Linked DNA regions of Homo sapiens: region 2 is linked to region 1. The links are chromatin loops, found by intact Hi-C in ENCODE. Cell type or tissue: GM12878. All regions are shown on one strand.

What was found. Hi-C counts contacts between places; a loop is a spot of excess contacts. Peaks named below come from ENCODE experiments on the same cell type or tissue, not always from the same donor. Only the 100,000 strongest peaks of a DNase experiment are listed, where the experiment ranks them.
Region 2: a loop joins it to region 1, with 11 times the contacts of the local background. A loop is called at or near these places in 2 of 110 quality-filtered maps.

What each region holds. Positions count from the first base shown.
Region 1 is chr2:34,735,311-34,743,310 of GRCh38, reverse strand. LOC105374458 (a long non-coding RNA gene) reads left to right here and starts at 5,844. Exons shown (of 6, transcript XR_007086277.1): 1 at 5,844-6,194. LOC124907752 (a long non-coding RNA gene) reads right to left here. Exons shown (of 2, transcript XR_007086279.1): 2 at 5,080-5,990. In GM12878, a CTCF peak has its summit at 4,433 (motif pointing right); a DNase peak (open chromatin) is centred at 6,560.
Region 2 is chr2:34,009,188-34,017,187 of GRCh38, reverse strand. The region is part of intron 4 of LINC01317 (long intergenic non-protein coding RNA 1317); the gene reads right to left. Among named protein-coding and RNA genes, the nearest start is that of LINC01318, 54 kb to the left of the region's middle. In GM12878, a CTCF peak has its summit at 4,276; no DNase peak of the experiment used is centred here.

The DNA.
Region 1 (8,000 bases):
CCATCTGCTTTGATTACTTTGGCTGAAATCACTGCCAGACTCTGATAGACTAGCTCACCACGGTATTTCCTTTTCCAGTTCAGAAAATGCACTAATTTTAATTAACCTACTCTTTCAGTCACCTATTTCCTAATTTATTCATGCTATAAATATGATTTATTCTACAAGTTAGGTATTTCAGAAAGCATTGCCTTGATTATTAAATGTAATACTACTAAGTCTGTCTCCTGCATATTATGATTTTTAATTGATTGCACATTATTTTTTAAATTTTATTTCATCAAAAATAAAATCATTCCTTTTGAATATATAAAATCAGCTCACAACTAGTTATCTCTGCCTGCAAGTGCTTTTCATCTATGGCATTAGCTAGTTACCTAAGTGGCTCTGGATCACTTGATACATTCCATTTTAAAACTTTAATCATGTTTTTAGACAATATCCTAAAATACGGATATTTCCAACAAATTTTATTTTCTAGATTTAGGAAATGCTGTGACAGTGTTCTTTAACATACTACCCATATCAAAAGAGATAAGATTTTTATGCATGGCTTTTCTTTTCTACAGACAATAGCTTTTTAAATAATAATCTGGAAATTTACCCTGCTGACTGCCTTAGTCATAAGGTATATTATTGGCATAATATATTTTTCAGAAGAGGCATTCAATTAGTTTTTAGATTAAAAAAATGTTAAGGGAAATAATAAATGACCATGCCAATCCTTTCTATTTTCAAATAGCTGTATTGTGATTTGGGACAGTTCTGTGGACTCATAGTTAAAAGTTCCCATTTCTTTCTTTCTAGCTACACCTACATGCACACACACATACAAACATTCATATGCAAACACACATATAAACACACACAAATACAACAATATATATTCAGAGATAGCTCTTTCCCACTCTATGTATGCATGTGTGTATACAAGCATATATGCATACACATGAAAAACTAAAACTGAATTTGATAGAAGCATGAATATACATTATTGAACAAAGGAGACAGGATGGTGGAATTAAAAGGGTTTCATCTCAGTGCTTTCCTAAGTATAAAATGCATATATTTATAATTTTTACTTATCGCAGGGTAAACATAAAACTGATTCATTAAAACATGATCTTTTTTAAGAATTCAAAGGACATAGAATGTTGTGAAATCTAGTATTTTTACTTAAGTGCCTTTTTTCTTTCTAATTCCACCTCCCAATCTCTTATTTTATAAACCAGTTGATACTTAAGTGGTTACTCGGCAGATGATATATCACTTACACATTTTCTATGTAGTAAACATTCATGTGTATATATATATATAATTTTATATTATATAAAATATAATTTTATATTATATAAAAATATTTTTATATAATATATATTATATTATATAAAAATATATATATTATATATATATATATATATATATAAATTCATCCAACTACTTTGTTGGAATGATTCCTATGGATTGAAACTGCCAGGGCAAAGAATATGCAAAATCTATATTTTGACTAAATTTCTCATGACAGGAGTAAATTTTCCCAGTATTTGAGAATTCCTCATTTCCTACAGCCATACAAACATTAGGTATCAATATTTGTAAGCATTGATAATATAATTTATAATGAAATTGCCTTTTATCTATTAACATTAGGCTATATCATCTTTACATAACCTTATAAGTCATTTGTGCTATTTCATTTTCCTCTTTTTCTTTTTCATTTCCCTTGTAAAGTTAATCTCTTTGTTACTAAGAGCTCATTTATGATTAAGGATGTTAACATTTTGTCAAGCATTTTAAATATTATGTTTCTCCCATTATTTTACTGTGGTGTTTTATTTTTTGGCTGTACAGAAATTATATATTGAAATATAATCGTGTTCTGTTCTTTAAAAACATGAATATACTTCAAATGGTAATCGATGGATTAAAGTCTTGCATTTTAAATATTATAAGCCACATTCAATGATTTGTTTGATTAATCAGACAATGTTCTTTGGCTTTATCACTTCTCTTTCTCTCGCTCTGCACAGCATATTTGTTCTGCATTTGCACTGCCTCTTAAGATATCAGTTGTAAAGTTACATTCCAACTCTACAGGCACACAGAATGAGAGAAGTAGAGCCTACACAACTGCAATGACTGTAATTTTATAATTTTGGCTGTCATGATCCTGTCTTGAAACCATAATTAATGCAATAGATTTGTTAGTTTCTCTCAGGGGTAAAAAGAAAGATCTAATTGAAACCTTGTAAAGCAGCTTCATAAGTGAAATGGAAAGGGTATTTGCCTTTTATCTCCCAGCCCCACCTTGACATAGTCACAGATTATTAATGTTTCATAAAAATGTTGTAAATCTTTATGTTAGTATCACTACAACTGGTGAATTTAGGTCAGTAACGACAACTGCATCTTTAATTGCTAATGTTTAATAGCATTTCATTTCTGGAATCGCAAGCTATAGATTCTGAAAATGACTCTACAGTTGGTCATAGCCATTTTATAATTCTCAAGAAGTTTTGCACCAGCATATATAAATTTAAGACAAAAGAAATATTTCATATTCTAATAAAGTAGCAAGTTGATTCATAAAAAATAGCAGTGACATCTAGATAAAATAATAAGCACACTCCTCCTTCTCCCACACTGACTGGTATCACCCTTTGAACACTGTGAATACGGCATGTTGAAATCTTAGTTTTAGATACGAAAAATACTATCTTCTCCTTTTCCTCTTCCTCCTTTTCCTCTTCTTCCTCATTTCCTTGTTCCTCCTCTTCTCCTGATGCTGCTGCAAAATAGGACAACCTGAATTCTGAGCTATGCTTATATTGTCTAATTGAAAAAGTATTACCTGTTATCGGCTGACTTATGGCACTGATTTAAATCTCTCATCATCAAATAATTCCATGAAGTTACTCTAGGATGTATTTACTCAACAAATATTTACTGAACACCTACTATGTGCCTAACTTTAATATTCATGATGACTAGGCTTAGTATATGAGACAGACTTAGCTTTTCTCTTTATGGAGCTTATCTTCATAATCACAGTTTAAAAAAAAGTTGACTGATAAGTATTTGGTTATTAACTTATAGCTTAACCTCAAAGGGACTAAGTGTCCAGTGCCAGTATATCAAGTGACTATTAAGGATATTATTGGTGCTACTAATTATAAATTGGGAATTATCAACCTATCAAATAATGAAGTTGTATAGGCACAATATAAATCCACCATATGATAGCAATGACAAAAATTAGGCCTACAGCCTAATCAGAATTCAGAGACATGAATTCAGAGATGACAAGTAAGTTACAAAAAGAGGTGACCAAGACTCCAAGTACCAAATTCTGTTGTTCCAGTATCTCATCCTCAGCTCACAGCTATGACTTCATATGGAATTCCTTATGTCCAGCCTGTGGACGTAAATCTGGCCCAGATTTATGAAGAGGCTAGTTACTATAAACCAATGTATTGATACCAGCCAAAAATAGAAATGGCTTCAGAAAACAGCATTGAGGGAAAATCTTACTAATGGACAGAATTTTGAACAAAGCTTTAGGTTATCACTTTGACGTAGAAGAAGACGCTTGCACTGAGGGTATTAATAAATTTTGGGGCAGAGATGAAAGACCTAGTTTCTTCGTCAAGAACCAGCTGGGTGCGGTGGCTCATGCCTGTAATCCCAGCACTTTGGGAGGCCGAGGTGGACAGATCACAAGGTCAGGAGATCGGGACCATCCTGGCCAACATGGTGAAACCCCGTCTCTACTAAAAATACAAAAAAATTAGCTGGGCGTGGTGGCACATGCCCGTAGTCCCAGCTACTTGGGAGGCTGAGGTAGGAGAATCACTTGAACCCAGGAGGCAGAGGTTGCTGTGAACTGAGATTGCACCACTGCACTCCAGCCTTATGAGAGAATGAGACTCAGTCAAAAAGAAAAAAAAAAACAGTACAGAGTAAGACTGGAAGAGCAGACATTTGAAGAAAAGTATGCAGATTTTACTATGAGAAAGTAAATAAAATGTGAGGATTTTTGTGTCTCATGGCGGTGCCCACCAACATTCATCACAGAGAAAGCACAGACAACTAGGTTAGAAAGACTCATCTAACAGTGGCTAGCCACCCTTTGACTTCAGCCACTCCAGTGCTTGCATATAATCCCACAATTGTAGTTGCCAGCATTGGAGAAAGTCAGGCCACAAGTGGGACCTTCACTATGGGCTCCTTCTCACTAAGCGGCCAGTGCTGCTACTGAATGTGTGACCAGTCAGAAATTTAGACCAACACTGACCCCTTGATATGACACTGGTTATTAATTTATTGTCTGTAAACTCCTAGTTCACCTTTCTTTGACCTGATCTGTGATACTGGCCCTTAATCCCGTGAACATTTCTCCTTTGCCAGCTGGTGCAATGTTAAGCTTTGTCAACAGGGGGCAATGGAAGGACATTGAAAGGTTATAGTAAGAGGAAGGGGCTTCTCTCCTTGGTACTGGTGTACTTTTGTTTTCCTGTGATGTAGCTACTAGGAAATTAGTGTGCCAGAGACCTAGTGGCAAACACTCTGTAGTAATTTTTTGACCACCCCACACGACTTTTCTACCCAACAATCCAAGCCCACATGTTCCAGCAAACTTCTTCCCCACTGATCTTTTGCATATTTTTGGGGTAGCAACACTCTTTCTAATAAGATCTGATTCTCAGGCTGGGGGATGGTGTCTCTTCTAAGTTCTTATTCCTTCCTTGTTCTTGCTCTCTCAGTCTTACATGTACAACACTCTTTCACTCCTGTTAGTAGTTAATAATACCTTACATTAATTTTTCTTGTTTAAATTGTTGCTATGATTTCTATGTCCTGACTGGATCCAGATTAATACGCATGCCATCCCCTCAAGGAAACCAACCAGGTACTTTTTGGCTAATTGACTACAACTAGCTGCCTTCCATGGTGGCAGAACAATGATTCATCTTTACTGAGATTCTTGCATTTTCTAGATGAAGGTTGTGTTTCTATTTTTCAGTGTCTTGGACAATAACACTCTCTGAAGGCAGTCAGAGAAAAAATACACATGACAAGTTAGGCAAGGAAGACTTTATTCAACACTATTGCAATAGATGAAAGAGATTGGACTCAACTCTAGTAAAACAAAAGACAGGAGAGTTTTTAAGCACTGTGGTGAGCTGGTGGAAAGTACTAGACATTTTAGTGGGAAAGTGGGTCAGTATGATCAGCCCCTCTGTGTTTGCTAATTGGTGATTAGTTTACTGAAGTTAGGTTCCAACCCTCCCACAGAGACTAGGAGATTGGAGCACTATCTTCTTTGATGATTGTATTTCAAAAGGATGACTCCCAGGACCTCAAAGTCCTGGACTGTAAACCTTGCAAGAGGCTGGAGAAAATTTACATCTGTTTTCCAATGTAAATTTTCTAAGAAAAGAAAGGTGAGGAGTCTGTGGTCAGGAAAAAACCTAACTGTCAAAAGTTTAGTCAAGTTTTGATCAGGGTTCACAGAATAACTGATTTATTGTCATTGGATCCCATACCATGTCACCTTGGATCAAAGAGCTCCTTTTACAGAAAAGGAAGTGAGCACGGGATCCTCCAGTCCCCCCATATCCCTCATCACTTAGAAGCTGCTAGACTAATAGAATATTAAAATGGCCTCTTAAATGTATAGCAGAATACCAGCTTGTAGTTGATGCCATTCGTTGAGTTCTGTGATTCAAGATGTGGAGTCTAGTTGAAGCCATGGCCATTACATGATTTTATAGGCCTGATAAATAGAATAAATAGATCTTGGAAACAGTGGTTCTTCTCATCACACTTCCAGGGATCCACATAAGGAATTTGTACTTCCTGTAACTATAACTTTAAGCTCTGCTGGAGGGGGTCCTGGTATCCAGGGGGAATTCCAATAAATAGATGACATAGTAAAAGTTCCACAAAACCTAATTGTTGGACTGCTGCCTAATTATCTGACGCTTCTCCTGCCAAAAGACCAGCAAGCAAAACAAACAAAGTTACTATATTAGCAAGAATAATAGAACTTGATTATCATCAAGAGCTAGGAATGCTACTACCTGATGGGGTTAAGAAGAATTATGTCTAAACTTTAAGATAGTCCTTGGGGAATCTCCTGGTGTTACTGTCATGCGCGTCCATGTGAAGAGAGTCCACCAAACAGGCTTTGTGTGAGCAACAAGGCTGTTTATTTCACCTGGGCGCAGGTGGGCTGAGTCCAAAAAAGGAGTCAGCAAAGGGTGGTGGGATTATCATTAGTTCTTATAGATTTGGGATAGGCGTACAAAGTACATTCTCAAGGGTGGGGAAAATATTACAAAGTACCTTCTTAAGGGCAGGGGAGAATATATCGTATCAGTTAGGGTGGGGCAGGAACAAATCACAATGGTGGAATGTCATCAGTTAAGGCTATTTTCACTTCTTTTGTGGATCTTCAGTTGCTTCAGGCCATCTGGATGTATACGTGCATGTCACAGGGGATACGATGGCTTAGCTTAGACTCAGAGGCCTGACAGTTACCATGTTGAGTGATATCTGTTAATGGGTAATTATAGAAAGCATGGCCTTACAAGGGCATGCTATTCTTTCTTTCTTAAGTTACCATGTTGAGTGATATCTGTTAATGGGTAATTATAGCAAGGATGGCCTTATAAGGATATGCTATCCAGTGGCACAGACTTCTGAATGATTAAATTCTATATTTATCTACTGGATAGGCAACCCATAACAGTGAGAGGGCTGGTTGAGAATGAAGGGAATGTAAAATTGGAGAAAGAGGTGGAGAAATACTAAATATAAATTTCAGCTTCAGAATCAATGAAGCAGTGCTGACTATAGTCCCACCTCTTCTATTGTGTTTTTTTCAGTGAAACACTGACCAACTGCCACATGAAGAAACAGTGATAGATTAAACTTAATACCAGACAAGCGGGGATCTGGTTAGGGCAAGGAGTAAACTGTAGCAGAAGCTCTTGGTGCCCCATCCATATCTCTACAGCCCTTATCATTTAAGTGCATAATAATTAGTAATTACTTTGGAGGGCAGGTACAGATAAAAAGGCATAATGAGGGCTTTTGGTGGGTTGAAAATGTTCTCTTTTTAGATCCAGGTATTGGTTGCACAGGGGTGTTCAGTTTGTGAAAATTTAATAAACTTATGTGCATGTGTGTGTCTGTACAAAATTAAGGAAAGCAGAATGGAGTTAAAATCAGAAATATTGTTCTAGAAGTTATCAGGTTTAACCAGGTTTTACAAACAGCCAATTTTGTTATTTAAATAATCAAAATATTTCCTTTAACATTTATCATGATTTCAACTGAAATACTTTATTACAGCCAGGAAACTGATTTCTATTGTATCATTATTTCTTAGGTAGTTCTGTTGTATTTAAAACTCTAATGTCCATACAATAGCGTCAGAATGCTTTTTTTTAAAACTCAGTTAAAATGCATGCCAGGCTTGACAGGTTATGATTCAAAACATTAAATGTATCCTTCAAATTAATTTCTGTGATATTACTTTGAAATGCTTTAAAACTGGCTTTCGACTTTTTAATTTCATTACATAAATCAAAACAGTCAATATTTCTTGGATACTTACATTCTCATTATATCCCCTTTCTTCTTCCTTCTTCTTTGGACTATTTTTTTTAATTCAGAAAAAAAAAAATCTTATCTTTATACCTTAACATCAGATGGTAAACCATTTTATTTAATATTCAGCCTGGTTAGAGATTTGAATGGCTATAATAGTTGGGGAGAGGTGGTAATAGTAGAGACTGGAAGATGCCTTTTTTCAGTTTAATATCAAGGTCATGTTGTTATTATCAAACTTGGTTGCATAAGGCAATTTTTTATGTTCATAAACTCTATTTTGATAAATCGATCCACTCATTCAACATTTATAGAAACAAAACTATTACAACCAAATAGGTGGATCCTGCTCTCAGAGAACTCATTGTCTAGCTACATTTTGG
Region 2 (8,000 bases), 730 kb after region 1:
CACTTAGAATAATGATCTACAACTCCATATATATGAGAGATATATATATATATTATATATAATCTCATATATATAATAGCATATATATGTACATATAATAGCATATTTTCTTTATCCTCTCATTGATTAATTGGCATTCGGGCTGGTTCCATATTTTTGCAATTGTGAATTATACTGCTATAAACATGCATGTGCAAGTGTCTTTTTCATATAATGACTTCTTTTCCTCTGGGAACCCAGTAGTGGGATTGCTAGGTTAAATAGTAGATCCACTTTTAGTTCTGTAAGGAATCTCCATACTGTTTTCCATAGTAGTTGCACTAGTTTATATTCCCACTGGCAATGTAAAAGTGTTCCCTTTTCACCACATCCAACATCTATTTATGATTTTTTAATCATGGCCATTCTTGTAGGGGTACAGTGGTATCACATTATGGTTTTGATTTGCATTTCCCTGATCATTAGTGATACTGAACATTTTTAAATATGTTTATTGGCCATTTGTATATCTTTTGAAAATTGCCTATTCATGGCCAGGCACGGTGGCTTATGCCTGTAATCCCAGCACTTTGGCAGGCCAAGGCAGGTGGATTACCTGAGGTCAGGAGTTCAAGACCAGCCTGGCCAATGTGGTGAAACCCCGTCTCTACTAAAAATACAAAAGTTAGTCAGGCATGATGGTGGGCACCAGTAATCCCAGCTACTCAAGACGCTGAGGCAGGAGAATTGCTTGAACCCGGTAGGCAGAGGTTGCGATGAGCCGAGATCATGCCATTGCACTCCGTCCAGACTGGGCGACAAGAGTGAAACTCCATCTCAAAAAAAAAAAAAAATTGTCTATTCATGTCCTTTGCCCACTTTTTGATGTTATTATTTGTTTTTTCCTTGCTGATTGGTTTGAGTACCTTATATATTCTAGGTATTAGTCCTTTGTTGACTGCATAGTTTTTGAGTATTTTCTTCTACTCTGTGGGTTGTCTGTTAACTCTGCTGATTATTTATTTTGCTGTGAGTTTAATTAGTCCCATGTATTTAACTTCATTTTTGTTGCATTTGTTTTTGGGTTCTTGATCATGAACTCTTTGCCTAAGCCAATGTCCAGAGGAGTTTTTCCAATGTTGTCTTCTAGAATTTTTACAGTTTCAGGCCTTAAATTTAAGTCTTTGATCCATCTTGAATTGATTTTTGTATAAGGTGAGAGAGGAGGATCCAGTTTCATTCTTGTATATGTGGTTTGCCAATTATCCCAGCACCACTTGCTGAATAGGGTGTCCTTTCCCCCACTTTGTTTTTGTTTGCTTTGTCGAAGATCAGTTGGCTGTAAATATTTGGCTTTATTTCTAGATTCTCTATTCTGTTCCATTGGTCTACATGCATATATTTATACCAGTACCATGCTGTTTTGGTAACTATAGCTTCATAGTATAGTTTGAAGTCAGTTAATATGATGCCTCCAGATTTGTTCTTGTTGCTTAGTCTTGCTTTGGCTATGTGGCCTCTTTTAGGGTTCCATATGAATTTTAGGATTGTTTTTCCAGTTCTGTGAAGAATGATGGTATTTTGATGGGAAATGCACTGAATTTGTAGATTGCTTTTGGGAGTATGGTCATTTTCACAATGTTGATTCTACCCATCCATAGACATAGGATATGTTTCCATTTGTTTGTGTTGTCTATAATTTCTTTCAGCAGTGTTTTGTAGTATTCCTTGTAGAGGCCTTTTACTCCCTTGGTTAGGTATATTCTTAAGTATTTAAATTTTTTTGCAACTATTGTAAAAGGGGTTGTGTTATTTGATTCTCAGATTGGTCGCTGTTGGTGTATAGCAGAGCTACTGATTTGTGTACATTGATTTTGTATCCTCAAACTTTACTGAATTCATTTATCTGATCTAGGAGCTTTTTGGCTAAGTCTTTAGGGTTTTCTAGGTAGACAATCATATCATCAGCAAAAAGTGACAGTTTGACTTCCCCTTTACTAATTTGGATGCCCTGTATTTATTTATCTTGTCTGATTGCTCTGGCTAGGACTTCCAGTACTATGTTGAATAGAAGTGATTAAAGTGGGCATGCTTGTCTTGTTCCAGTTCTCAAGGGAAATGCTTTCAACTTTTCCCCAGCATAATGCTGGCTGTGGATTTGTCATAGATGGCTTTTAATACCTTAAGGTATATTCCTTATAATGTCTGATGATCTGTCACTGTCTCCCATCATCCCCAGAAGGGACCATCTAATAGCCAGAAAACAAGCTCAGGGCTTCCACTGATTCTACATTATGTTGACTTATATAACTATTACATTATATATTATAATGTAATAATAATATAAAGTACACAATAAATGTAATGCACTCGAATCATCCTGAAACCACACCCCAATCTACCCTGGTCCACGGAAAAACTGTCTTCCACAAAACTGGTTCCTGGTACCAAAAAGGTTGTGCACTGCTGCACTAAACCATCCTTAGAGTAAAGAATTATAATTATTCCACGGTAGAAATGAAAAAGCAGAAGTTGCATGGCTCTCCCAAAGTCACATGGTTAATAAATGATACACTAGAATTTGGATTTGCTGATCTTCATCTGACTCTTCAATTTTATCAGCTGATATTGTCATTGTTACAAAGCAAAAATCGATGTAATTTTCCTACAACCGTATAGTTTTGTTCATAAACATTAAGTGAAAGCAGCCCGCTGAGAGTTTTGCTAGGCAAGGGGTGCAAAGGTGAACAGGACACATTAAACTCATGTGCTCATACACACACAGATACACATACAGACACGCAAAGCATTTGCCTAAATTAACATTTTAAAATTAACAGAATTAACCCAAGGATTAGGTTTGAAGATTCCATCCATTAATTTTACATAGCCTTAATCTAAGCAAAATGTATCAATCTAAGCAGAGTCCTACAATGTATGCATAAAACTGCCATATCTGGGTAACTTAAGGGAAAATTCTATTGTTGGTTTCCCTGTATACAATTAAACCATTTGAAAAGTAGTTGTTTCACACACACATTCTTTTTACTTATATATTTTTATTTTCCTAAAGGCTATGTTGAGATTAGGCAGAGCATCCTAATGTGTGGTCTATGGCTACGCCAGCACTAAAATCACTTTTGACTTTTAACCTTTTCAAGTTTTGCTGAATTCAATATTTCAATCAAACCCTGAGAAAATCAGGGTTCCACAAATGCCAGCCCTTCCTCTAGAATTATACTGGAAAATAAACTTTTAAATATGTTTAAACTGTTTTAAAATTTGTATATACCAACCAATATATTAGTATGCAACTTCATAAACACTTTGAACATGTATAAATGGCTGTTTCAATTTTTCATCTCAGCTTAATATGTCATGTTTATATGGTAACATGCATCAGCTCCTAAAATGAGGTGACAATTCTATGAGTTATTGAAGCTCTCAGGGTCATTTACATTTCTGCAACTGAGACTATTAGGGAATCCCTAGTCTTATAACATCTACTATTCTCATATTACCCTCAGATAATTCAATAATAAAATGATTTAAATTGTGCACCAAAGAACTCAATCTCCAAGGAAAAGATTTTCATTCCAATAAATGCATTCTAAAGAACATTGAGTAAACGAAAATAGATTTAGAGAATTTGGGCTTTTGAAATATCACTGCATTGATTTTCTTCACATTTCCTAGTTACAAAAATAATCTTTAGGTAGAAGAAAATTGTCAAGGTATGAGAAATTGAGGGAGAATTTGGTATCTGAGATTGGATTCGACCTGAGATCTAACCCCAAATGTTCTGACCTTACTCAGTTTCTTTCTATGTAACATTTGGATAAATATCCACCATAGGATTTTTATGAGAATTTGTGAGATTTTTACTAGAACGTAAGAAAATTAAATAATATAAACAGATATATTAAATGAACATAATAACCATAATAAATACAAAATTTATAACATCCTAAGAGACACCATGAAGGATTTTGAAAAGCCATAAATATGGCACTTTATAGCTTGAAGCTGGATAGGGCCAGATAGCCTTGTATCTACAAATGGGGTTTTTGTCTATTCAACTGGTTATTATCCTCAACTCTAATCTTACCAATTTCTCCAAGTCTCTCATACCTGGCCTAGCTACAATCATGACTTGATCTCTCTTTCTCTTTCTTCCCATGACTCCTGATAACCTTTCGTGCCACAACTCACCCTTCCCCCCGCCGCTACTTCCAACATAGCCAAGGGATGCTTCTCTCACTTGGCCTTGTGCAAGCTCACTTGGAAAGCCCTCTGCTGCCCCCGTCAGTCATCGTGAGGCAGCGCCCACAGACTCAAGCTTCTCTCCTGTCCAATAAACAATGAAAATTTGGTTTCTACTGGGTTGTATTAAAAGGAAATTTAATCTGAACTTTACAACAGCAGAGATAAAGAAAACATATTGTGTTATGTTAATTTTTATGGGTTGCCTGTGCAATATCATCCTGAAGTATGTTTCTAAGGCATTACAGGGAGTGACAGAGAACCTCCTAATTCATCCAAACTCTTTACAAAGCTGGCAAGCCCGTTTGATGAATTCCAACAACAGATTCTAGGATGGTCTTGTGGCTAAGTAAGATGATAGTAAGGTGGGGCACTGAGAAGCCTGTTGAGTTTGCAGCTCAGTCCTCTACAAACAAAACAGACAGAAAGAGAAAATGAGAAAGAGGGAGAAATAAGAGCAAAGTAGTGATTAAGAATTTTGAAGTCAAACAGACCTGACTTTGCTCTCCCTGATAACTGCAACTTTGGACAAGATACTTACACTTTCCAAACCGGAGTTTCTTCTAGAAAATGGTAATAACTACCTCATAGCATTATTGTGAGTATTAAATTAGATTATGCATTGCATGACCTTCAGTAAAGTGCCAGAACATAGCACTATCATTACTTTAAACGGTTTTCAGAAGTTTTTATCTGGCTTTTATGGAATGTGACGGATGGCAGAAATAATACAAATTTATAATTATATTAAAGCCTATCAAGATGCTACTATATTTAGAAGCTATATCTGTACAAAGAACAAATCAACACGAAATATGTTTTAAGAAATTACAACCTTATGTATTCTGTTTGAATTGTAAACTTATTATTCATTTAAAACACTTGCTAAGGTAATTAAAAGCCCTAAGTATAACAAACAGTATGATCTTTTTACTGTGATCATATCAAAGTTTCTGGCTTCTTTACAAAGAAAAAGAACCAATTTGAGACAGATGTTTTGTGTGAGTGTTTATTATGTTTACATATATCTTAGTTATAAAGCAACAAAGCCAGGAAACCACTGTGAATAAGCAGGATGGCGGCGGAGTTTATAGACCTAATGTAGTAATTAGAGCCACACTAACAGATTTGAGAGAGGAATTTGTTGTAGTTATGTGCTGTAAATGATTTTCCATCATACTTCTATCTCTTTATGTCAGGTTCACTCATCCTTTCACCATATCCATGCCAGATGATTTTTTTTTTTTTTGAGACAGAGTCTTGCTTTGAGACAGAATACAGTGGTGCCATCTCGGCTCACTGCAACCTCTGCCTCCCAGGTTCAAGCTATTTCTCCTGCCTCAGCCTCCCGAGTAGCTGGAACTACAGGCCCACCATGCCCAGCTAACTTTTGTATTTTTAGTAGAGATGGGGTTTCACCATATAGGCCAGGCTGGTCTCAAACTCCTGACCTAGTGATCCACCTGCCTCGGCCTCCCAAAGTGCAGATTATTTTTTTTTTTAAGTTTCAAGGGGAGGGCCATCTACACCCAGTATATCTCTCAGGATATTCACAGTGTTGCTTTTCTCCACTCTCTCCTTGTTTCCAGCTTCCACACTCGATTTCTCACCGAGATTTGAATCCCAGTCACTGAACTCCCTTGTATCTCTTTCTCATGACTTTCCTTTTACCATTTGGACTTTAACTTTTCTACCTGATTATTGACTTAGTTTAAACCCCAGGATTCCAGGCCCTCGGACTCCCACCTTCCACTCAAAGTCAGACTGGTCCAGCCCTTCTTCTTATATTACAGGAATCTAGATAAAAATACAGTAAACCCAAGAGAACAGTACTAAACATCATATGATAGACACACATTTTTTAATTGCAAGTTACTCCTATGCTATCATTATTTCTTATATCAGGACATTTGTAAATTTACAGCAAATACAGTATCACAGGGAATATGCACAAGTTTAAGATGAATCCCCTTCCTGAGAGGTGATTAGATATAAACAAAGAAGTTGAAAAATGTATACAATATTGAAATCTGACTTCAGTTCACTTGAGGACTTCTAATCTGGCCAAATTCATGCTCTAGTCTGAACAAAAGGCAAAATATTCTTTAAAAATTATTTTCACAATGTCGTATGTCAGGAAATGAAGGAAAGTGATCCCTGAAAAAACAGAAAGCAAATAAGGTGATCCCTATATAATTACTCAGCTTATGTTCTTAAAAGGTTTTAAATTATGGTGCAGGTAGAAGAAACCTAAGCAAAGCACAATGAACCATCTGACTTGAGGAAATGGAGCTAAAAGTCTGTGAAGGTGGCTACAGTTCTTAAGACAACGCACAAGAAAGGAGAAAACTGGACAGAGGAGGAACTCCTAACATTTGGAAAGAGACCTCCTCAGCGTTCAGCTGAGTAATGATCAGCAAATGCATTGAGGCTAAGGAAAGAAGCCCCCAAAAGGATTAGTGGTTAACTGCGCCCAACATTCACGCAAGACAGGCATAGAATAATGCCTGTTCCCACTGGGGAAAATAAATATCCTCATGACCCACTTAGCATTGGGTAGATTATACAGAAGGATCTTGCCTCAGTAGGGAGAAATAATTCTCCTTAGACTGAGCACTTCTGTACTTCCACCTAGCAAATCTTAAAGGTAAAAATCTAAAGAAGCCAAATTTTTCTGAGTAACTTAAATGCATTCCAGAACAAAGGCCAATAGTTATCTAAATAAAAAAGAACACAAAAGCAAAGAAGTTAAAATTCACAACATTTGAAATCCAATAACAAATTACTAGACAAACAGATGAGAAGGAAAATACAACTTATAATAAAGAAAGAATACAATCAATCAAAATTGACTCGGAATAAAAGCAGATGTCAGAAGTAGAGGACAAGGACATTAAAATAGATGTTACCACTATATAATCATACCTTCAAAAATTAAAGTATAGAGAGGAGGATACATTTTTTGAGAGACCTAAATCAAACTTTTAGAGATGAAAGTATAATGTGTGAGTTGGAAAAAGACCTGATAAAGAGCAGTTTAGACACTGCAAAAAAAATTAATGAACTTGAATACATAGCAAGAGAACTCTCCAAAATGAAAAGATCAAAAAGAGTTTTTTTAAAAAAATGAACAGAACATCATGAAATGTGGAACAATATCAAGCAGCCCAATCATGTGTAACTGCAATCACTGGGTTGGGAGAGAATGGAGGTGGCATAAAAGAATATCTGAAAAAATCATAGTCAAAATTTTTCAAAATTTGATCAAAACTAAACTTGTATATGCAAGAAGCCAAACAAACCCCAAACACTAGCAACTGAAGAAAATAGGCCATGGCACATCTTTTCAAATGGCTCAAAATCAATGATAAAGAGAACATATTAAAAGTAGCCAGAGGAAAAAGTCATATCACATACAAAGAAATAAAAATGAGGATTATGGCTTATTTCTTGTCAGAGACAATGCAAACTAAAAGACAGAACAACATCTATCAATCTAAAATTCTGTGCCCTGGAAAAACACCTTTCGAAAATGAAGATGAGCCAAGCAAGCTGGCTGCACCTGTAATCGCAGCTACTTGAGAGACTTGAGGCAGTATAATCACTTGAGGACAGGAGCTTGAGCCCAGCCTGAGCAACATAGCAAGACCTGTCTCTAAAAATATAAATAAACAAAGATGAAGATGAAACAAAGGCTTTGGTAGATATACAAAAACTGAAAGAACTTATCACCAGATCTATACGACAATAAATGTCAA